Regions from separate parts of the Homo sapiens genome. Here all the other regions are linked to region 1. A link is a loop called in an ENCODE intact Hi-C map of the cell type or tissue named here. Cell type or tissue: PC-9. All regions are shown on one strand. Links, peaks and the distances in the headings refer to the core of each region. The heading gives the core; the rest is flanking DNA. Region 1 has its middle 96 kb from the start of SLC28A3-AS1. Region 2 has its middle 18 kb from the start of SLC28A3-AS1. Region 3 has its middle 13 kb from the start of KIF27. Region 4 holds the start of QNG1 (Q-nucleotide N-glycosylase 1).

Evidence for each region. Hi-C counts contacts between places; a loop is a spot of excess contacts. Peaks named below come from ENCODE experiments on the same cell type or tissue, not always from the same donor. Only the 100,000 strongest peaks of a DNase experiment are listed, where the experiment ranks them.
Region 2: a loop joins it to region 1, with 2.7 times the contacts of the local background. A loop is called at or near these places in 25 of 110 quality-filtered maps.
Region 3: a loop joins it to region 1, with 10 times the contacts of the local background. A loop is called at or near these places in 62 of 110 quality-filtered maps.
Region 4: a loop joins it to region 1, with 5 times the contacts of the local background. A loop is called at or near these places in 14 of 110 quality-filtered maps.

The regions. Positions count from the first base shown.
Region 1 is chr9:84,179,495-84,185,496 of GRCh38, forward strand. No RefSeq gene overlaps it. Among named protein-coding and RNA genes, the nearest start is that of SLC28A3-AS1, 96 kb to the right of the region's middle. In PC-9, for the core only: no CTCF peak of the experiment used is centred there; DNase peaks (open chromatin) are centred at 2,427 and 2,827; H3K27ac peaks cover 795 bases.
Region 2 is chr9:84,257,599-84,263,600 of GRCh38, forward strand. No RefSeq gene overlaps it. Among named protein-coding and RNA genes, the nearest start is that of SLC28A3-AS1, 18 kb to the right of the region's middle. RefSeq lists a silencer at 3,615-3,674. In PC-9, for the core only: CTCF peaks have their summits at 3,749 (motif pointing left) and 3,953; a DNase peak (open chromatin) is centred at 3,663.
Region 3 is chr9:83,931,415-83,937,416 of GRCh38, forward strand. No RefSeq gene overlaps it. Among named protein-coding and RNA genes, the nearest start is that of KIF27, 13 kb to the left of the region's middle. In PC-9, for the core only: no CTCF peak of the experiment used is centred there; DNase peaks (open chromatin) are centred at 777, 3,377 and 4,007; H3K27ac peaks cover 581 bases.
Region 4 is chr9:83,956,576-83,962,387 of GRCh38, forward strand. It overlaps QNG1 (Q-nucleotide N-glycosylase 1), which reads right to left and starts at 167. Exons shown (of 4, transcript NM_032307.5): 1 at 1-167. In PC-9, for the core only: no CTCF peak of the experiment used is centred there; DNase peaks (open chromatin) are centred at 106 and 2,656; H3K4me3 peaks cover 1,040 bases; H3K27ac peaks cover 595 bases.

The sequences.
Region 1 (6,002 bases), core at 280-5,279:
TGGCTACTATACACCGGTATTGCTATTGGGATGTTTCTGGCTGGCATCTGTTCTGATTGGTCAGCGCCTGTATTAAATATTTTGATGATCACCCCTGACCGTATGTCACATCCCTCTTCTACCATTAAGCCACCAGGATTGTGGCTGTGCTGGAAGAAGTGTCTTCTCCACACTCAGGAAAACCCTCTGAGCTGGGTGCCCCACTCTCGACTCTTGATGTATTAAAGCTGGGACATAAAAGGATTTGGAAAATCCTCTCTGGACGAGGTAGCCTGACTTGTACAGCTATTATCTTGCTGCCAAATCCTGATTTGCCTGCTAGAAGCTGCATATGACTCTGTACTTTACCTCTGTAACAAATCCTAATTTTCCCACGGGCAGATGGACTCTCATTCAGAAAAGCAAAAGAGAAAAATACCTTGATACTTTTCAAAACATTATCCCATTACGTTGTACTGAGTTGAGTTAAGCATTGGGTCAGACGCTGGGGATCCAAAATTGAATGACACTCATATCCAACCAGAGGAGAGGATGGAGTACAACACCGCTTCTTTCTTTTTTTCTTTTTCTTTTTTTTTTTTTGAGACAGAGTCTTGCTCTGTCGCCCAGGCTTGAATGCAGTGGCATGATCTTGGCTCACTGCAACCTCCGCCTCCCGGGCTCAAGCAATTCTCCTGCCTCAGTCTTCCGAGTAGCTGGGATTACAGGTGTGCACCACCATGCCAGGCTAATTTTTGTATTTTTAGTAGAGACGGGGTGGTCTCAAACTCCTGACCTCAAGTAATCCACCCGCCTCGGCCTCCCAAAGTTCTGGGCCTACAATAACACCAGTTTTTTAGTGCTAGAGTGGCGGTGTGTCCCAAACGCCGTGGAAACTTAGAGGTTAACAATCACAACAGCAGCAATATTAGCTAAAACATACCAAGCTTCTCTGCGAGGCATGTGCTTAGTGACTTAATTTACTTCTCTCCGGTAACTCTGTGACATAGGTACCATTCTGCCATTATTCAGATGAGGCTCTCCAGGCACAGAGGGGTGAAGTACCTGTCCAGGATTGCCCAGCTGGCCACAGTGGGACCAGATTTAGGGTGAACGATCAGAACATAGCACCTTCAGTCTGATTCTCTCTATTGTCCCCATCAAGGAAGGCTTCACAGAGTAGGTGACATTTGGTGTCTTTCCATTTGAGAGATGTGGAACTAGGGCATGATTAAGAGGCTTGCCTAAGGTCTACTTGCTTGGCTGCAGGTCAGAGTTTCTTCCTGCATCTTAGGCTGCCTTTCACAGTGAACTTGACACTGAGGTAGCCTGCAGAGTGTCCACGCTATACACAGTATAGACTGGGCAAGGGTCAGGGCAAGAGGTCACCTGGATCCCGATCCCACCCCCACCCTTACTGCTTGGTGGGAGACTGGATGTTCTGTTGAATAGATCCATGACCTTCAAGGCCAGTACTTGTTCTTCTAAGTGTTATTACATATGTTGCATCTCCTGACAACTCTGTAGCCCTTTTTCTCTTGCATTACCTCTCATAGTCTTGGTGCTATGTAATAAACCCTGCCCCTGACCCATTCCTAGTCCCAGCTGGATGGCATCTTTAACTTTTATGTCCCAGCTTTAATACATCAAGAACTGAGAGTGGGACACCCAGTTCAGAGGGTTTTCCTGAGTATAGAGAAGACAGTCCTTTCACCTGTGACAGCACAGCCACAATCCTGGTGGCTTGATGGTAGATGAGGGATGTGACATAGGGTCAGGGGTGATCATCAAAATATTTAATGCAGGCACTGACCAATCAGAACAGATGCCAGGGAAAAACATCCCAGTGGCAATACTGGTGCATAGTAGCCAACTATAAGTTGTCCACAGGGGCTACAAAAGAGAAGCCTGCCCCCCCGGCCTAGGGGTGAGAGGGAGGGAGAGCAGAGCAGAGACAGAAAGGGCATCTGTGGCTTTGAGGATTTTTTTGCTGGGTTGTCATCTGAATTTGTGTTCCCTAGAAGCAGATCCTGAAACAAGCTACTGAAGGAAATACAGGCAGGGGAGTGGAGAAGTGATACTGGTTGGGGAAGGGAGCCGGTAAATGGTGTGTTTTCAAGCAAGTCACCTCTGTGGGCAGCCGAAGCTGAAGCCAGTGGGGAAACACCATGTGCCAAGAGAGCTGGGGTGTTTATAATTGGACAAGGGCTGCTCTCACGGTGTTAATTCCATGGCACTACTGGCCTATTATTCGGCAGCCAAGCTGGTTCCAAGAGCCAGTGAAAGCCCTGAGGCAAATGAATGCAGGTGCTGGTGTTGGAAGGTGCTGTGTGCCCAGCAGTGGTACAGGTGACAGGATATGAATGGGGCACTGGGAGCGTCTGGTGTAGTCATCAGCAGACTGGGTGAGGGATAGAGCCCTACAGCCTGTGTGTGTGTGTGTGTGTGTGTGTGTGTGTGAGAGAGAGAGAGAGAGAGAGAGAGAGAGAGAGAGAGAGAGAGCTGCCCTCTGGCATTTCAAGGCTGGTGATTCAGATCACAAAAGAGCAGTGAACATGAGGCTGGAACACTCTGGAACCAGAGGAGAGGTCTGTGGCGGCAGGCACTGTCAGCTGCTGGAGCTGTCCTTCCCCTGCTGCGTGTGTGTTACTACCTGCTCTCCCTTCCTTTCCTGGCTGGCCCTCCCAGACCTAAAGATGCCACCCCAGCAGTTTCTGGCCAGTCTGAGTGCTCCTGGTTAAACTTCCAAGAAATGAGTTTTGCCCCCTCATAGCTGATCTTGTGCCCTGAGGGCTGGGCAGGAGTCCTGGTTACAAGAGCTTTGCAGCCTCAGCTTCCAGTGTCCTATTTCAGCCACAGAGCTGACCAGCCTCCGTGGATAATTTAGATTCATTCCCTCCCTCTGGTAGCTAAAGCATGTGAAAGTTCAATTGAGGTTACTACTCCCTGGCACCAGTGAGGCAGCTGTCAGCCTTAATGAGATAATGCCTTCCACGTTTCCTGAGTTCTTTGAGAGACGGGCACTGTACTACTCTATTATTTATAGGATTGTTTGCAATGTTGTTTTCTAAACACACATAAATGTGTGTGTACAAAAGGCTGGAAACATTTTCTTTTTTAATTTTTTGGAGACACAGTCTCACTCTGTTGCCCAGGCTGGAGTGCAGTGGCGTGATCTCAGCTCACTGCAACCTGCGCCTCCCTGGTTCAAGCGATTCTTCTACCTCAGCCTCCCTAGTAGCTGGGATTACAGGCGCCCACCACCATGCCTGACTAATATTTTGTATTTTAGTAGAGATAGGGTTTCACCGTGTTGCCCAGGCTGGTCTCGAGCTCCTGAGCTCAGGCAATCTGCCTGCCTTGGCCTCGCAAAGTGCTGGGATTACAGGTGTGAGCCACCGGGCCTGGCTTGGAAACATTTTCATCTGAGCATTATCTCTTCTTGGATACTCAGGACAAAGGCAGATTTACATTGTTCCCTACCCTCAACATTTGGGTGGAAGGAAAATGTTCAAATGAAAGTTACTTTCTATCCCTTAAAAATGTGTGTCTTTGCACTATTCACAATAGCAAAGACTTGGAATCAACCCGAATGTCCATCAGTGATAGACTGGATTAAGAAAATGTGGCACATATACACCATGGAATACTATGCAGCCATAAAAAAGGATGAGTTCATGGCCTTTGCAGGGACATGGATGAAGCTGGAAACTATCATTCTCAGCAAACTATCACAAGGACAGAAAACCAAACACCGCATGCTCTCACTCATAAGTGGAAGTTGAACAATGGGAACACATGGACACAGGGCGGGGAACATCACACACCAGGGCCTGTTGAGGGGTGGGGGGCTGGGGGAGGGATAGCATTAGGAGAAATACCTAATGTAAATGACGAGTTGATGGGTGCAGCAAACCACCATGGCACATGTATATCTATGTATCAAACCTGCACATTGTGCGCATGTACCCTAGAACTTAAAGTATAATAAAAAAATGAAAAAAAAAATGTGTGTCTTTGCCAGACGAAATGGCTCATGCCTGTATTCCCAGCCCTTTGGGTGGCTGAGGTGGGTGGATCATGAGGTCAGGAGTTCAAGACCAGCCTGACCAACATGGTGAACCCCTGTCTTTACTAAAAATACAAAAAATTAGCCGGGTGTGGTGGTGGTACTTGTAATCCCAGCTACTCGGGAGGCTGATGCAGGAGAATCGCTTGAACTTAGGAGGCAGAGGTTGCAGTGAGTCAAGATCAAGCCACTGCACTCCAGCCTGGGCAACAGAGCGAGACTCTGTCTCAAAAAAAAAAAAAAAAGTGTGTCTTTGAAAAGAAGCTCTCCAATGCTATCAGTGTCTCACATCTCCAATTCTAGCAAAGCAACTGGGTTCCTGGTGAAGCTCCACTCTATGGAAACAAAAGCACACTTTTTTTTTGGTGTTAATCTTCATTTGATTACCTATTCAGGAGCTAGAATGCTGTGGTCAAAAGGAATTTTTGGATATAGAAAAATTTAAGTTCCAAATCCTCATCTTACTAATTACTGATTGTGTGATGTCAAACAATGTTGTAAATTAGAATTGCTGTGAGGGAGCCCAGAGCTGCTGTATGTTTCTGTGCAGCTTGGATGCTGCAGTCTTCCAGAGTTCACGTGGCAGCCTATGCGAATGATGTCCCCGGAGCTGTTGGGTATATAACCTGAACAACCACATACAGTGACTCTCAGGACCAACAGCCTGCACATTAAATTGTAAAACACTTTGCAGATGCTAAGATGTTGACCAATAAAAACTAGAGGAAGCCAACTTTAAGGGTGAACTATTTTTAAACATCCTTTAGGAAAATTATTTTTATGTTAGCTATTTTTAAAAGCTTATCGGTTACTCGTAAGTGCAACTCATTTAAAGACATCTGTGTATTTTAAGGTAAATCTAATCTTCATCACTTTAATGTATTCAGTGTTGTCTCTAAAATCTCTTTGATGTCTAGTAAGCTTTTCTCTAAGCTCTGAATACTAAGTATTAAATACTTTCTCCTTGATGTCGAAAGTTGTCATTTCATGTTTGCTATAGGTCAGCGCTGCCAGATAGGACTTCCCATGGTGATGGAAATGTTCTCTCTTTGTGCTATAAGGCAGCCAGTAGCCATACCTGGCTATTGATTATTCATCATGTGGCTAATGCAATTGAGAAACTGAATTTTAAATATAATTTAAACTAATTAAAAATTAAAGAGCCACACGTGGCTATTAGCCACTCTATTGGACAGTGCAGTGCGTTCTTAGTACTACCCATCATATCTAGTCCTATTAAAGTCATACTGTTGCAGCCCAAGGGGACCCTACTTAAGAGCAGTATGTGACTTTTCCTGGGCAATAAAACTTTGCTTCATTTTCATGCATAACGTGTTCCTAAAAAGCTGTATGTATGGAGAGAAGTTTTGTATCAAATCATGTTTTCTCATTTAATCCTATTATAATTTCAAGATGGCAGAGCCTCTGAAAAGTCTTTGATTTCAACATTTAATAGATCCAATTGAGTACATTAACCCTTGCTTTAAGAAGTTTTTGATCTTTATCAACATCTTGTCTTTTTATGTCAATTTTTTCTGGCTTACACCCATCTTGGAAAGGTTAATTAAATGGATTTTGCAAATTGGATGGGCATAGCGAGCTGTGTTTCCTTATGGAAACATTCGAATTCCCTGTGGCTCACAGGACATTGTTCTTGCTCCTGTTGCCTCTGTTGCGTCTTTGCAAGCAAGCCCAGAGGTAAGGGCTCAAAATTCTATACTCCAAGTAGACATCTGCCTAAAGCACAGACATTTTTGCCTGGATCTCCTTTCCCTTCTCTTTAGGTCCTAGAAGTCAGAAGCCTTTCAGAATAAAAGCTGTGGGAATAACCCAATCCTGAGGGTAGGGATTGGGAGGCTAGACTTAATTTAATTCCCCACTGCCTGCCATGAGTGCCTGGCCTGATGCAAGACTCTGGGGGATAGATATAGCCCCCAGATATATCCAAGACTCT
Region 2 (6,002 bases), core at 695-5,694, 79 kb after region 1:
TGAGCCACTGGGCCCAGTTAACATTTTCTAATTTTCTGATATTGAAAAGAGATTGCTTTCGTGATCACGAAAGATTCATTAAAAAAATATTTTTTAAAAGAAAAAAACCCAAAAAACAGGAAATACCTTTCCAGGCAGCAATAATGAAAAAGAGCCTTGAGGCGAGGTCAGCCCAGCTGCTAACAAAAGACGTGTGAACACCTCCTGCCAGGCCTAGGACTTACTAGGAAGACCCCAGCAGAGACCATAATTCCATAGCGTTGTAGCCCCACTTTTTTTCATTTTGAGGCGCAGGTGAACAATTTAAGATTTGTCACAATGTAATTGAATGTGCAGAGTGACTTCCCACTGATAGTGATTGCTGAAAAAGAGTAGGGGAGGGGATTGGGAGGGCGGTGCAGGTTTTCTGCTCAGGCCGATGCTGAGTCCTGGGTGGGAAGCACGGAGCAGGCCTCTTCTACGCGGGGTCTTGATAGCTCTGCTGATGACCGGGTAAACCCCATGGGGCCAGATTTTATCAGTGATGTATTTTCTTCACTGAGAAGAATATCATGTAAGAGGCAAATAAACGTCACACAGTTTTTGCAGACCCACCCAAACATAAAATGACATTTGTATGCTGAAATAATAACCAGAAATTTCTATGCTCTAACCAATGAGTCCTTTCTCCCAGGCAGATTAGAGACACTGGAGGATGAATCTGAATATTCAAATGAATGTCCACCCTGGTGTGTAGCAAGGGGGGAAGGGGCAGAACTGGCCAGGGGCTTCTCTGATCACGTTTTGATGATAAATGCAGGATAACGAAGAAATGAAAAGCAAAGAGAAGAACTAGAGGGGGAAAGAAGGCTCACTGCACAGTAACTTCAACCGTGATCGGCCGGGTCACATCTGCCCTGCGGGAGGGAGGTGAAAAGGCGGAGGGTACACTCTGTTCCTTAGTGAAATCGCTTAGGCACAAATCAGATCAGCTGGCCTGTCTGGCTGAGACCCAGGACCTAGAGGGACCAAATTGGCAGACCTGCTTTCCAATATGTAGGTAATCACATTATCATCATTGCTTGGGGTAAGACGGATGGTTTTTACAGAATAGCCCTGATTGTGAAAGGCTGTTTGTGGGTGTGTTTGGCAGAATATTTTATACCCTCAAGATGTGCAGTTTAAATTAGATGGTGAGAAAAACCTAAATGCATAAAAAATAGGACTATTAAGAGAGAAAACTGACGTTTGGCTCTTGTGAGGCTGTTTAACATCACATGCTCTAGGATCTCAATATCGATGTTCAGTATTGTCCATCTCAGCAGCAGGGTGATGTTAGATAACACGTTTGAACTGCTTTTTACCACTCTACTAAGTTTTTTTTTTTTTTTTTTTTTTTTTTGAGACAGTTTCACTCTTGTTGCCCAGGTTGGAGTGCAGTGGGGTGATCTTGGCTCACTGCAACCTCCGCCTCCCAGATTCAAGCGATTCTCCTGCCTCAGCCTCCCGAGTAGCTGGGATTACAGGCGCCTGCCACCATGCCTGGCTAATTTTTTGTATTGTTAGTAGAGATGGGGTTTCACCATGGTGGCCAGGCTGGTCTCGAACTCCTGACCTTGTGATCCACTTGCCTTGGCCTCCCAAAGTGCTGGGATTACAGGCATGAGCCACCGCACCTGGCCTCTATTAAGATATAAAGCTGTTAAATGGATTACCTTGAAAGACATGATTTTTGTACATTAAATATGGTCAAATAGCAGTAATTTCATATGATTTGATCTAATAATTGACCTTTCCTTTAGAAGAGCTTAGATGTGGGTTGAGAGACAGAAGAGTAGCTTATCAACAGACATAAAATTATTAAGAACTAGAATTAAGAGGCCTTTCTTTGAAGTCAGTAACACAAAGATTTGTTCATGCTCCTTAAGGTTTTTCCTTGACTGACTCCATGTGGGTGAATCTTTTTCTCTAGATGAAGCACACCGTCCAATGTTTAAGCCACAAGGGAAAATGAACCCAGTTACTATTTAATACATGCAACTCAGATTTATCCCAAAATATGATGATCTACCTTGACCCGCCACCTTTTTCCAAGAGTTGACACTGTAAGTTTTCTAGAAAAAACTCCACTCTCGCATGACCAAGATTTGTGTGTGTGATCAACATTTAGAAGAACGTGCTAAAGAAGACACTGAAGACAATTCCCAAACAAGAGTTAATATCTGAGCTGCGGCAGCATCCTTGCCACAAAAACGCAGCTCCCCAAGCAACACAGGGCTCACTTAGATGTGTAAGCTCTGGTTGTGTTTCTTTTAAAATCAGTCGCATTACTTTATAGTCACATCTTGTGAGAGAGGGCTCAGGGTCTCCAGCATCCCTGGAGAGGCATCTTCTTCCTTCTGCTTGAATTTTCCTCAATCTTCTATCCCGTTTGAATGGCTGTGACCTGTTAGGGATTTTATTTGATTTTTAGGGCTTTACTATTGTATTCATCTTGATGCTCCTCAGATAGTGTTTGTCCTAATCATTGTTTCTAGTACAAAGCCAAGTTGAACTGCTGGAATTATGGAGCAAAATACTGAACTGATATTTTCTTCCTTGTTATTGGCTTGCTGTTCTACAGGCTAAAGGAAAGTCATGACTTTCCAGGCACAGTTAAATAAATGGTCATAGTTAGTCCAAACTATCTTGAGAGATGACCAAAGTTTGGGTCTCAGTTCTGACCTAACTTGCTGTGTCATATTTGGCAAATTTATTAACCTCTGGCAACACCAGTTTCTTTCTTAAGAAAATGAAAGATTGAAATAGATAATCTCCCAGTTATTGTCTGATTCTAAAATAATACAAGTCTATATAAAACCTTGTATAAAGTTAGGCTGTTATTTAAATTATTGTATCATCCTTTAGACATTCACTTTTATGGAGAGGAAAAGAGAGAAGGTAGCTCAGAAATAGGTTGGTAGGAAAATTCAGGTTTTAAAAATGGTTGGTGGCATTTGAGTTGTATAGAAATAATTTAGATTTGAGTATTTTTTGAACATATAGTCTTTTTTTTTTTTTTTAAAGACAGGGTCTTACTGTGTCACCCAGGCTGGAGAGCAGTGGTGAGATCATGGCTCACTGCAGCCTAAACCTCCTAGGCTCAAGTGATCTTCCTGCACCAGCCTCCGGAGTCACTAGGACTATAGGCACATGCCACCATGCCCAGCTATTTTTTTTATTTTTTGTAGAGACGAGGTCTCACTGTGTTGCCCAGGCTGGTCTCAAACTCCTGGGCTCAAGTGATCCTCCTGTCTTGGCCTCCCAAAGTGCTGAGATTATAGGCATGAACCACTGTGCCTGGCTAGATATATTCATCTTTGTAGGAAAACATTATAATAGGAGAGCTCCAGGAATTCTGGAGGATTGCTTCTGACACCCAAAGCTTCTCACTTTTTTTAGTACATTTGAAAATTGGAATTCATGCAAAAAGAGTTAGTCATTTATATTGGAATAAGTTCACGGTCACCTTGAAGTTTCTTTTTGTACATGGAGGATGACGTGCCTGTTTTACTGTCTTGTCTAAGAGCTGAGCAATTAGGCAGAAGAATGGCATTTACGGAATTTTTGGCATTAGATTTCGGGCTGATATTGATTGGAATATTTCAAGTTGTCATCTTGAGCTTCAGGCGTCAATCAGTGCCCTAGCCTGGGCGGGAACAAGGAGATTGCTCCAGGAAGTTTGGGCTTGAGCATGCTCGCTGGTGACATCCTGCCACCTTGTGGCCAGCTCTGGACTTCAGCATTAGGCCTCGTCCCCTAAGTGGCCAGGCTGCTTTCCGCTGTGCCCAAGCTGCAAAAGCAATCTGTGACAATCATTTCCAGGCTTCTGGATTGACAGCACGATTCTATGGGTTCTATTCATTATTTATAGATTCTTCTATTGATCATAAAATATTTGTGTTGCACCCCTGTCCCAAAGGAGTTTCCATATTCCTTTTATTCTTTAAGAGCGCTCGCGTAGCTGATAGGACAGCAGAAATGGAAAAAGGTTAAGTGTTGGAAATGTCAATCTTGATTCTGCTCTGAAATTGATTCTTGCTTCAGGCAAGCCCCAGATCTGGATCCCAGGTTCTTCCTGGTTCTGCAGATTAAACTACTCATCCCTGGGAAGAGCACTGAACCCATCCTCCACTAATGGAGCATTTTACTAGTGTGATCGCATTTCACACCGTCTGTCTGTGGTAGACATTTTTGTCTTCATTTTGTAAGTTTACTGAGGTTCCGAGACACTGAGTAACTTGTCCAAGGCCACACAGGTGATAAACAGTAGAACTGAGACCCAAACCTAAGTAACCTGACACACTCTTAACCCCTTTGCCCTGTGTCTGTGAAATGAAGTAAAAACACCTTACTACACACACACGGCAGGTGTAAGATCAAAGGAGATAAAAATGCAAATGAAAGCATTTCATAATGAAAAATATCTATCCACATGTTGGTTGACTTTTAAAATGCCCATTATTACTATTGTTATGCATGCTGTCGAGATTATTGTTAATGGCAGGCCAAAATTTTCTGTTTCATAAGTGGAAGAGTGAGTCCTCAGAGGGAAATATTCAAAATTGATTAAAAGGTTATTTGCAGTTGCTATTAATGATGTTCTCTAATCCTCTCATTTTCCCATTTGCTGCCCAGTTTCGAATGAAGCTGATCCTAATTAGAGATTCCATTTGTAGGAAAAATAACTTGTGTGTGCATTCAGTATGTAAATTAAAAGTGGCTTTTAGTAGTTAGGGAGATAATAACTAAACCAGTGTGATAAACTTCTGAGATTTTCGCCTGTGGCTGCCCAGGTGAATTGAGCAGTTAATTTAGATTAAAGATGAGAAAAGATGCTCAGCCATTCTTACTGGGGGATAAAGAGGACTTCATTTTGTGTTCTGTTCGGGTGGGACTAGAATTATTCGGAATGACTGGCTATCCTGAAGATATCCACGCACCCCTCTACTTCACCGATGTAGGTACAGTATTTGCATCATGAAAATAGGTAATGCTTAAGGTAAAACAAACAAACAAAAATTAGCGTAGACTTCTTTTTCTCAAAGCCAGTGTTGGGTTATAGGAAAGAATATATTAGCAAAACCTAGTCATAAGTTATAAAGGAACCATGTTGGATGCAAAGTGTGTAATTGTCTGCCATAGGTGGTGCAAATTCACCACTCATTCCCCACACAGTATGTTCATACGTCATCCCTTTAACAGGTTAAGGCAAGGAAGAGAACCAGGTTTGACCAGCGAATCTTTGTGGCAGGATCCTCCTTGAAATGCCCTAGAATCGATGGAGCAAATATGAGGATCTATATCAGCAAGCATCTCACTTAAGTGCTTAAATTTGCTGAAAATGTATCCCGTGGCTTCAGGGATGCCTGTCACTGCCTCTGGGTTGGGATCCATTCTGGTTTCCTTTATGAGACATAAATTGCTGATGCTTGCCACTTTGTATTCACAGTTGAGGTGCATGAATCCTAAGTTAAATATTTATATTTTTTGTTTCCTATGCCTTATGTATCTGAGTTTTGTTCATATCTACCTGTATTTTATATTTAGAAATATGCAGACAGTAGAAGTAAAATATCACACATTGAGTTTCTCCTCCTCCTACATGCATGTGCGTGCAAAGACACATGCTTTTATTTTTATTTATTTATTTTTTTGAGACAGAGTCTCACTCTCTTGCCTAGACTGGAGTGCAGTGGCAGGATCTCAGCTCATTCCAACCTCCACCTTCTGGGTTCAAGTGATTCTCCTGCCTCAGCCTCCTGAGTAGCTGGGATTACAGGCGCCCGCCACCATGCCCAGCTAATTATTGTATTTTTGGTAGAGAAGAGTTTTCACTATGTTGGCCAGGCTGGTCTCGAACTCCCAACCTCAGGTGATTTGCCCGCCTCGGCCTCCCAAAGTGCTGGGATTACAGGCATGAGCCACCGTGCCTAGCCTACATGGCTTTTAATACGTTTAAAATAACCTAGAAAATTTAAATG
Region 3 (6,002 bases), core at 677-5,676, 250 kb before region 1:
GGGATTATTGCTATGGATTGAATGCTTGTGTTCCCCAAAATTCATGTTGAAACTCTAAATCCCAATGTGATAGTATTTACAGGTAGGGCCTTTAGGAGGTAATTAGATTTAGATGAGGTCATGAGGGTTGAACCCCATGATGGAATTAGTGTCCTTTTAAGAAGTGGAAGAGGCCGGGTGTGGTGGCTCTTGCCTGTAATCCCAGCACTTTGGGAGGCTGACGCGGGAAGATGGCTTGAGGCCAGGAGTTTGAGACAAGCCTGGGCAACAAGGGGAGACCCTGTCTTTACAAACTATTTACAAACTGGCTGATTGTGGTAGCATGTGCCTGTAGTCCTAGCTACTTGGGAGGCTGAGGGTGAGAGGATCAATTGAGCCCAGAAGGTTGAGGCCACAGTGAACTGTGACCATGCCACTGTATTCCAGCCTGGGTGACAGAGCGAGACCCAGTCTTAAAAGAAGAAAGAGACAGACAGAGAGAGAAGGAAAGAAAGAAAGAAGAGAAAGAAGGAGAGAAAGAAAGAAAGAAAGAAAGAAAGAAAGAAAGAAAGAAAGGAAAGAAAGAAAGAAAGAAAGAAAGAAAGAAAGAAAGAAAGAAAGAAAGAAAGCAAGCAAGCAAGCAAGCTGCTATTTGTCCTATAGGATTTCTCACACTTTAGAATTGGCTGATCATATACTGTATTTTCATTTAACTTGTTCCTCTGTTTCCTACATTTCCTGTTAACCAGTAAGTTAGATCTAGATTCTTGATTAGATTCAGGTTCAATTCTTCTGGCAAGAATAATTCATAGATGGGCATATGTACTTCCTGTTGCAACACACCAGGAGGCATGTAATGTCTGCATATCCTGCTTTTGGTGATGTTAAGATTATAGATGAGTACAGATATTTTTCAGTATAATCCATCCATTAAAAAGTTCCTCATCGGCTGGGCATGGTGGCTCATGCCTGTAATCCCAGCACCTTGGGAGGCCAAGGCGGGTGGATCACTTGAGGTCAGGAGTTCGAAACCAGCCTGGCCAACATGGTGAAACCCCATCTCTACTAAAAATACAAAAATTAGCCAGGTGTGGTGGCACATGTCTGTAGTCCCAGCTACTCAGGAGACTGAGACAAGAGAATTGCTTAAACCTGGGAGGCGGAGGTTGCAGTGAGCCGAGATGGCACCACACTGCACTTCCAGCCTAGGCAACAGAAGGAGACTCTGTCTGGGAAAAAAAAAAAAAAAAAAAAAGTTCCTCATTAACATTTTACCTAGAAGCCATTGAGGATCATTTCCCATATCTATTATTTCGTTAGGGATTGCACAATGGTAATGTTCTAATATTCCTTTTTGCATTTATTAGCTGGTATTGTTCTATAAAGAAGAGCTTTTCCTCTATCAGATTATCCTGAAATGCAGTTAGTACAGGAATAACAGAATAAATGCTTTTTTCCTTTTTATTTACCAATTTTCAGAATTACAAATTGGTCCCTACCAACCTTCAAAATCAAACAATACGGTTTCTTTTTTTGGAGCACGTGTGTGGTAGAAGGAGGGTAACTATGAACTCATAGTTTTTTTTATATTTTTTTACTTGCTTTCAAAATACTATTTTTGGTTCTCAAAGTATTTCTAGGCTTCTCTCTAAATACCATTGTGACCTATTTGTTTCTTCTCACTTTGACTCAGGCTTCGTCAAAGTTATTGAGCCTTGGCTGGGCACAATGGCTCATGCTTTGGGAGGCTGAGGCAGGAGGATTACTTGAGGTCAGGAGTTCGAGACCAGCCTGGGCAACCTAGTGAGACTCTATCTCTACAAAAAATAAAAATTAGCCAGGCATGGTGGTGCACGCCTGTAATCCCAGCTACTTGGGAGATTGAGGTGGGGGAATTGCTTGAGCCCAGGAGGTTGAGGCTGCAGTGAGCAGTGATCAAACCACTGCACTCCAGCTTAGGTGACAGAGTGAGACGCTGCCTCTAAAAAACAAAGCAACACTTTTTTTTTTTTTGAGATGGAGTCTCGCTTTGTCACCCAGTCTGGAGTGCAGTGGCGCAATCTCGGCTCACTGCAAGCTCTGCCTCCCAGGTTCACGCCATTCTCCTGCCTCAACCTCACAAGTAGCTGGGACTACAGGTGCCCGCCACCACGCCCAGCTAATTTTTTGTATTTTTAGTAGAGACAGGTTTCACCGTGTTAGCCAGGATGGTCTTGATCTCCTGACCTTGTGATCCTCCTGCCTCGGCCTCCCAAAGTGCTGGGATTACAGGCGTGAGCCACCACGCCCGGCCAAAGCAACATGTTTATGTTTTTTTAAAAAAGGAACAAAGCTGTTGAGCCTTAATAATTGCATTCTACTCCTGCAACCAAATACAGGTTAGTATTCTATATCAACTGACTCTTAGTCTATCTTGAGAGTGGCAAAATGGGAATGGCGAAGAAAGGGAGAGAATTCCTAGGTTTGTCCTGTCTCCAGACAGGAAGTTGGATTAGTGCTTTCTTTTCCTTTTCCTTTTTTTTTTTTCTTTTGAGACATAGTCTGGCTCTATTGCGCAGGCTGGAGTGCTGGAGTGCAATGATGCAATCTCAGCTTGCTGCAACCTCTGTCTCCCAGGTTCAAGTGATTCTCCTGATCTCAGCCAAGATCGTACCATTGCACTCCAGCTTGGGCAACAAGAGTGACATTCCATCTCAAAAAAAAAAGAAAGAAAAGAAAAGAAATATGAGGTATGGTCTTTGTGCATTTTAATCCCTAGACTGTAACTAGTTACATGATCATGGCTAAAGCCAGCTCTATCCCTGGGCTTATTTTGTTGATCACTACAATTGCTTTTTCACTATGCTAGTTTTAGTTTGATTTATTTCATTTAAAACTAAAACATCCTTAACCCAAAGGGATAAAAGAAAGGAAAAGATACACAGTGTATGGAAAAAAGAGAAATTTAGATGAATGGCACAATAATATATTTCTCCAAACTTCCAATTGTTTAATCAATAAATTGTATACCTGCAAGGAATTTTACAAATTACAGGCATGCATCACATAACAATGATTTGGTCACCCATGAACTGCATACACCATAGTATATGGTATCCCATGAGATTATCCCATCCCAGTGGGACAAGACCAGACACAGACCCTTCAATTCCTCATTCTTTTTTACAATTTTTTTTTTTTTTTCCGTAGAGACGGGGTCTTGCTATGTTGCCTAGGCTGGTCTTGAACACCTGGGCTCAAGTAATCCTCCTGTGTGGGCCTCTCAAAGTGGTGGGATTACAGATGTGCATCACCATGCTCAGCCCAATTCCTCATTCTTTGTCTCTCTATTAGAACTCTTTGTCCACCTAAAACCAGCATGACACAGAGATAAATATTTCCTGTTTGGCAACTGACTGAGACTTCTGATTGCAAAACAATCCCACATGTAAGTCCTCCACCTGTAACTTGTATACTCCTCTCTATAAAAGTCTAAGGCAAAACCACCCTGCCAAGAGACTCTGATCTTTGGATTTGGAGTGCTTTTCCTATTGTAATAGCCTGAATAGATCAATTCCCTTACTTGTTTAGGTTTTGTATTTGACTATAGCACCCACCAAAAAGCTGGAAATTTTAAACTAAAGCAAAAAACAGCACACCTCGAGAAAGACGGGTCACAGAGTTGCAAGGAAAAGGAAGGTCTAGTTGCCTCAAAGCTGATCCCCTAGGTCATATACAGTCATTAAATCCGCATCTGGGGCAGACTGGGGTGCCAGCCTGACTAAGCCATTATCCATTCAGCTTCAGGGGAGGGGACACTGTGAGGAAGCTCAATACATGATTTCTGAATTGAATGAAACAAAATCTATTAATTTGCCTTGGTGCTAATTAGGGAGAAGTTTAAGGTTGATAAAGGAAAAAAAGCAGCCCCTGATAAAAAGCTGGCCTGGCACCCACAGCTATACCAGTTAGTCTTCTGTTGGACATAATCACTTTCCTAGCCTTCTTGGCAGTTAGTTGTGGTCACGTGACTAAATCCTAGTAAGATGAAACCAAAGTGGAATGTGGTGGCTACCAAAGCCTTTCTTGTCAACCCTTTGTTTTTTTCTTTCTTTCTTTCTTTTTTTTTTTTTTTAGAGACTGGATCAGAAAGGTTACTCAGAGACCATGATAAAGTAAGACTAAATAAGGCCACTTCAGAATTTTGCCTAACCACAGAAAAATACAAGGGCATCGTGCCGTACAAAGTACCCAAACATCCTATCTCCACTAAAATGAGTGACTGCTGACTTCTTTACCAATGACAGCTTTATCCTTACTCTTGTCTGCCCTCCCTATAGAAAAAATTTGAGGCAGTCAATGGTAGAGCAGCCAATAGTATAACTGATCCTGCTTTCTGAGAGTATCCAATCTCAACAGAACAGTTTCCTTAGACCCTGCCCCAAATAATCCTCCTACTGAGTCACCCCATGCTACAAGTAATAAATCTAACCTGTTTACTTTGGTTGGAAAGCATTGACAAGGTGCCTTGGCTAAACAACTTGAGTTCATAGAGTGAGGCAAATCATTAGGAGGCCTCTGAAGAAAAATAATTGAAATTTGTTTACAAAACAAAATATTTTATAACTGATGGCAAATCAAAGGCTACTAAAGGAAACTGAGTCACCAAAGAATTAGAAAAGACTTCTCTGAATGGAGGACTGTGCCAGGGAGTTTCAGGAGGCTGTGCACATTTTCATTACCTTTAAAAGGGTGTGCAGAATGAATCAACACAACTGAAAACACTTTCAGAACTTAATTCTACATTCCATTCTCTTCTGGAACGTCAGGAGCTAGCCCCATGTTAATTATGTTCCCCCAGACTACCCTGAAATCCAAGAGGGATGTTATCTCCACACAAATCCCCAAAAACCAAAAATGTTAGAACTAGAACACTACCATTTTGCAATCCCTAATGAAATAATAGATCTGAAAAATAATCATCCATGGCTGTTAAAGCCATTAGGCAAAATGTTATTTTAATGCTCTTAGTCTGTATCAGGTAAGAAAACTATAAAATCCACTTAATGGGTGGCAAAAACTTCTTGCTGTTTCCCAGTATCCACCCATACTTTTTTTTTTTCTCGAGACTGGGTCTCACTCTGTTGCCCAGGTTGAAGTGCAGTGGTGATCATTGCTCACTGCAGCCTCGACCTCCTGGGCTCAAGCGATCATCCCGCCTTTGGCTTCCCAAAGTGCTGGGATTATAGGAATGAGCCATTGTGCCCAGGCCCATCCATACTCTCTACACAGTTTAGCTGGTATCCAATGCCCATAATACATGCCACTTTCCTAGCCTTCTTGGCAGTTAGTTGTGGTCACGTGACTAAATTCTAGTAAGATGAAACCAAAATGGAATGTGGTGGCTACTAGAGCCTTTCTTGTCAACTCTTTTTGTTTCTTCCTTATTTTTTTTTAAGAGACTGGATCTCGCTACATTGCCCAGGCTGGACATGAACTCCTACGTTCAAGGGATCCTCCTACCTCAGTTCCTCCCCACCACACAGTGGCTGGGACCATAGGAGCGAGCCACTGCACCTGGCTTCAACCCTTTCTTTCTACTCTTCTTTATTGCTTCAATCCTGCTGGCTAGATTAGAATGCAGGCATCCAGGATTGATTCCAGGTTATGCTCAGTGGCAGAAGAGAAAAGGCAGCTGGGTCTGGGAAACCATGGCTCACAGCTGTAAACGCGGTGCTTTGGAAGGCCAGTGGCAGGAGGACTGCTTGAGCCTAGGAGTTCGAGACCAACCTGAGCAACATAGTGAGACCCCATCTCTACAAAAAATTTAAATTAGCCAGATATAGTGGCATGCGCCTGTGGTCCCAGCACTTTGGGAGGATTGCTTGAGCCCAGGAGTTCAAGGTTACAATGAGCTATGATCTCACGACTGTGCTCCAGCCTGGGTGACAGTGAGACCATCTCTAAAAAAATAAAAAATAAAAAATAAAAAAAAAGAGAGTGGAGAAGGAGAAGAAAAAGAGGGGGGAGGGGAAAGAAGGGAA
Region 4 (5,812 bases), core at 1-5,000, 220 kb before region 1:
CTACGAACCGCGCGATCACAGGGCCTAAACAAGGTCCCGCCCTGCCAGGGAGTGGCACCGAGAACTTAGTGCAGCCAAGGTAAAGGTTCTCTCCCGCGGCGTTGCCCTGATTAGGAAACCAGAGAGACCCCGGGGCAGCTCGCTGGGCAGAGGCCGCAAGCACTTCCGGGAAAGCGGTCCCGTTCACGCCCTCTCGGGCGCGCTCTCAGGCTCCGCTTCCGGTTCCAAAGGTCTGGAAACTGCTAAGGGTCCGGCGTTCACCGGCCGTGAGTTGCCCACCCTGGGAGGTGCATGGCTTTGCCATGTTTTGCCTTTTCTCACCCCGCTTCGGACAGGTGGGACTCGAAGACGGCGACTCGCCGCCTTGCCCTGGGTCGCGATGCCCCCACCCCGCTCCCACCCCTCTCCTTTCCCGCAGCCTGAGCAAGACGCCTTCGGCAACGCCCCGCATCCGGGCTCCTTGGCCTCGAAGAGCATTATGGCCGTAGATCTGGGTGCTGAGGACTGAGCCACCCCCAGACTGCGACATGGGCGGCGGTGCCTCCTTCCCCAAGCCCCAGGGAGTGTTTTTTTGTTTGTTTTGTTTTTTGTTTTTGTTTAAGTGAATTCCTGGCCCATTTGGCCGAACGAACGTTAGGATTAGTTGGAAGGTTTGGAGAAATGGATGAGGAAACAAATGTGTTAAATTGTTAAATTAACCTTGTGTGCCTGGCAGTGTACTTAAGTACTAAATCTCACCTAGGCTGGGTCATGACGAAAGCGGCTATTGTGATCCCGCTTTTGCAAGTGAAGCTGAGTGGTTCATTGATTAACCCCCATCACAGCAATGGTTTGGGCTAGGATTTAAACCTTTGATAATTGAGCCCCCTAAATCGAGGGCACTTTATGAGCCAATCACCAGTGCCAACCATTCTGGTCAGTCAAATAGTGACTATATCAGTGGCCCTACTGAGAAGACATTAAAAATGAGGAAATAAGTGTCTCACAACTGCAAACTTACACAAGTACCTTATATTAGGAGAGAGGTGTAGAAGCCAATTTAGTGATGATCCAAATTTGACTGGTGATGAAGTTTTAGTATAAAGGTATGCATTTTTTTTCCTTTTGGAGACTTAAATCTCCATGGATAACGTTCACATCTTTGAAAATCACCTATTAAAAATAATCATCAGTACCCATCTCTAGTTACCGACAGGAAAATCTTGGTATTTTTGGAGGATTCGGAGCTTTTAAATTTGTTTGTTTGAGACAGAATCTCACCCTGTCGCCCAGGCTGGAGTGCAGTGGCATGATCTCAGCTCACTGCAACCTCCACCTCCCCGGTTCAAGTGATTCTCCCTGCCTCAGCTTCCCAAGTAGCTGGGATTATAGGTGTCAGCCACCACACCTGACTAATTTTTGTATTTTTAGTAGAGATGGGGTTTCCCTATGTGGGCCAGGCTGGTCTCAAACTCCTGACCTCAGGTAATCCACCCTCCTCGGCCTCCCAAATGGAGCTTTTTTTTTGAGACGGAGTCTCACTCTGTCATCCAGGCTGGAATGCAGTGGCACAGTCTCGGCTCACTGCAACCTCCGCCTCCTGGGTTCAAGCAATTCTCCTGGCTTAGCCTCCCGAGTAGCTGGGATTATAGGTGCCCGCCACCACGCCCGGCTAAGTTTTGTATTTTTAGTAGGGACAGGTTTTCACCATGTTGGCCAGGCTGATCTCGAACTCCTGACCTCAGGTGATCCGCCTGTCTTGGCCTCCCAAAATGCTGGGATTACAGGCATGAGCCACCACACCTGGCCCCAAATGGAGCTTTTAAATTTGACAGCTGTTACCCTAGAAAAGCAGATCTTCATCACTCCAGTTTCTTCATTTTGGTAAGAAAAAGGAACTTTAAGGACTCCACTATGATACGTTTTCCAGAAAAAGTCACTAGTACATTAATACAGTTGTTAAGGAAATGTAAGTCTGTTGGCTTGGGATTTTTCCTTTCTACCACAGCACCTAAGTCTTGGGAGACAAATTGATTTAGCAAGGAAATCTAGCAATCTGCAAAATAATCCAGAAGGGTAAATAACTTAGACCCTTTTCTCTCACTGAGGTTTATTGATAGAAAAAAGTCAAATGCCGGCCAGATGTGGTGACTCACGCCTGTAATCCCAGCTTTTTGGGAGGCCAAGGTGGGTGGATCAGTTGAGTGCATGAGTTCGAGGCCAGCCTGAGCAACATGGGGAAACCCTGTCTCTACCCAAAACACAAAAAATTAGGTGGGTGTGGTGGCATGCGCCAGTGGTCCCAGCTACTAGGGAGGCTGAGGTGGGAGGATCGTCTGAGCCCAGGAGGCAGAGAGATTCCAGTGAGGTGAGATTGTGCCACTGCACTCCAGACTGTGAGAAAAAGTGAGACCCCCCCCCGTTCCCCCTCCCACCCAAAAAGTCAAATTCCTGCCTATGTTCAAGGTATTTAAGCACTAAAAGTAGTATACACAAGAATAAAACATGCCTCCTTCACTCAACTTTGAGATAAATCAAAACTGTGTGTGTCTGGGATTTTTGTTTTTGTTTTTTTAAGTGTGTCTACAAGATGCTGAGAATACAAAAATGAGTTGGGCTGGCCGTGGTGACTCAGGCCTGTAATCCCAGCACTTTAGCAGGCCAAGGATCACTTGAGCCCAGGAATTCGAGACCATCCTGGGCAACATGACAAAACCCTGTCTCTACAAAAAAAAAAAAAGAAAAAGAAAACATTAGCCAGGTGGCTGGAGCCTGTAGTCCCAGCTACTCCCAGAGGCTGAGGTGGGAGGATCCCTTGAGCCTGGGAGGCGGAGGTTGCAGTGAGCTGAAATGGCACCACCGCACTCCAATCTGGGCAACCCACTGTCTCAAAAAAAAAAAAAAAAAAAGTGAGTTCTTCACCTACTGAACATGGTTTTCCTGCTTTTTCCTTCCCAATAGATACTGTGATACTGTTTAGGAATCCATCTCTCAACTGCACTCCCTTGTAGCTTAGTTTAGCATCCTCAGACTCAAGGGTAGTCAGGACTGGTAATATCACCCTCTTGCCAGCAACTGGATTAGGTTTATGCATATTTCCCAGTTCACCTCAGTGAGTTGCAAGATTTGCAGAATGCTTGCAGAAAAGCTTTTCCTCACTCTTCCAGGAGAATTTTCAGAAGTGATTCAGGCTCCCTCTGGACCTGATTGACCTTGAATGTAAGGCCTGGAATTGCTGCAGTCCTTTTGATGGCAACCTGAGTTTGTTTTTTGGTTTTGTTTTGTTTGAGATGGAGTCTCGCTCTGTCGCCCAGGCTAGAGTGCAGTGGCCCGATCTCGGCTCACTGCAAGCTCCGCCTCCCGGGTTCACGCCATTCTCCTGCCTCAGCCCCCCGCCGCCCCCCCGCCCCGGTTCTATCAGCCGCCACCATGCCCGGTTAGCCAGGATGGTCTCGATCTCCTGACCTCATGATCTGCCCACCTCGGCCTCCCAAAGTGCTGGGATTACAGGCATGAGCCACCACACCCGACTTTGGTTTTTTTTTTTTTTTTTGAGACGGAGTCTCGCTCTGTCGCCTAGGCTGGAGTGCAATGGCGCGATCTCCACTCACTGCAACCTCCGCCTCCCGGGTTCAGGCCATTCTCTCCTGCCTCAGCCTCCCGAGTAGCTGGGATTACAGGCTCCCGCCACCATGCCCGGCTAATATTTTGTATTTTTTTAGTAGAGACGGGGGTTTCACGATGTTAGCCAGGATGGTCTCTATCTCCTGATAGAGATAGATAAATCTTTGGCAGAAGCTGTACCCTGTAGGCATAGGCTTTATTTATTTATTTGAAACAGGGTCTTACTCTGTCACACAGACTGGAGTGCAGTGGTGCAGTCATAGCTCACTGCAGCCTTGACCTCCCCAGCTCAAGTGATCCTCCTGAGTAGCTGGGACTACAGGCATGTACCATTGCACCCAGCTAATTTTTAATTTTTTTGTAGAGATGGGGTCTGCTGTGTTGCCCAGGTTGGCTTCGAACTCCTGGGCTCAAGTAATCCGCCTGCCTCGGCCTCACAAAGTGCTGGGATTACAGGCGTGAGCTACTATGCCTTGCAGGGGTAGGCTTTTGAAGAGATAGTGATGACCTCTAAATAACCTCTAAGCTTGCATTTTAAAGGTTAACAAAGGAGGAAGACATGATCAATGATGTGTCCATATAACTTTCCCCCCCTTGAACAGTATCCAAGTTAGATTATTCCAGTCATCAAGAGAGTCATCATTTTTGATTAGCTAAATTACATGTCAAGCTCTTGGGAATGATTATTGCTATATCTTCTATTTTCTATGATAGGCTATAGCATTAAAGAAATGGAGGGTCGGCCAGGTGTGGTGGCTCATGCCTGTAATCCCAGCACTTTGGGAGGCCGAGGCGGGCTGATCATTTGAGCTCAGGGGTTTGAGACCAACCTCAACAACATAGTGAGACCCTGTCTGTACAAAAAACAATAAAAAAAATTATCTAGGTGTGGTGGCATGTGCCTATAGTCTCAGCTTCTTAGGCGCCTGAGGCAAGAGGATCGCTTGAGCCCAAGAGGTCGAGGCTGCAGTGAGCTGTGTTCGTGCCACTGCACTCCAGCCTGGGCAACAGAGGAAGTTGCAAAAGTTGCCTAGAGCAGTGGATGGACAATAGACATCGCTAGTGGGAGGACATAGTTTCCCATATGTGCTCAAAGAGTTATGCATAGAAGTGAAATGGATTTTGTGGAGGTAAGACATCTCTTATTTTTATTTCTTTTTATATACACAAAATGACAGACTGAATCCCCATGAAGCCATAGCAGAAAAGAGATATGGCTCACTACAGTGTAATTTTTCTGTTCCTTTTCTTCTTGATTTATCCATATTTAGCATTTAAGATTGAGCACTTCCTTGAAATTGTCCATTGGCTTGCAGGGCATTTATATTTTCCTGGTTTTCTTAGTGTCATTGAAAGCTCTTCCTACTCTCTCCTTACTGAGTTTGGAATGTTTCCTATTTATAGGATATGACTTAGGGATAGAATGGAATCTTTCTGTGAAAACCATGCCTATTAATTACTTCAATTTCTGATTTAAAATATTAAATTATAATGGAATAAATCTATTGTTTCCCATTATATATCATTAACATTATTACTACAGTTCAAAGCCAGTTAGAGTTTTTTGAACCATATTTTGCTTTTTTTTTTTTTTTTTTTTGAGAAAGAGTCTCACTCTGTCGCCTAGGCTGGAGTGCAGTGCAGTGGCGTGATCTCAGCTCACTGCAACCTCCACCTCCTGGGTTCAAGCAATTCTCCTGCCTCAGCCTCCTGAGTAGCTTGGGATTACACACGTGTGCCACCATGCCTAGCTAATTTTTGTATTTTTAGTAGAGATGGGGTTTCACCATGTTGGCCAGACTGGTCTTGAACTCCTGAACTCGTGATCTGCCCGCCTTGGCCTCCCAAAGTGCTGGTATTACAGGCGTGAGCCATTGTGCCCAGCCCATATTTTGCTTTTAATTAGTGAAGTTAATATTTCCTACTTAGGAGGAAGAGCTAAGTATTATTTTAAAACAGTACAAAAATAAACAGGTACAAAGGATTATTTAACTTGGATTCCCTTGAAAACAGAATCTGGGGCAGGGGTTAAGTGCTGATATTTAATCTATGAGGTGCAATCTTTGGGTGTGGACATTGACGGGGACACTGTATTGTCCTGCCACTGCTTCATGGTGAGCTCAGAGAGACACAGCTAGTCACTCAGTAGGAGTGCTGGCACAGTCTTTGGGGAAGTCTCTCGACAAACTTTCTGGACAAACTGCCTCAG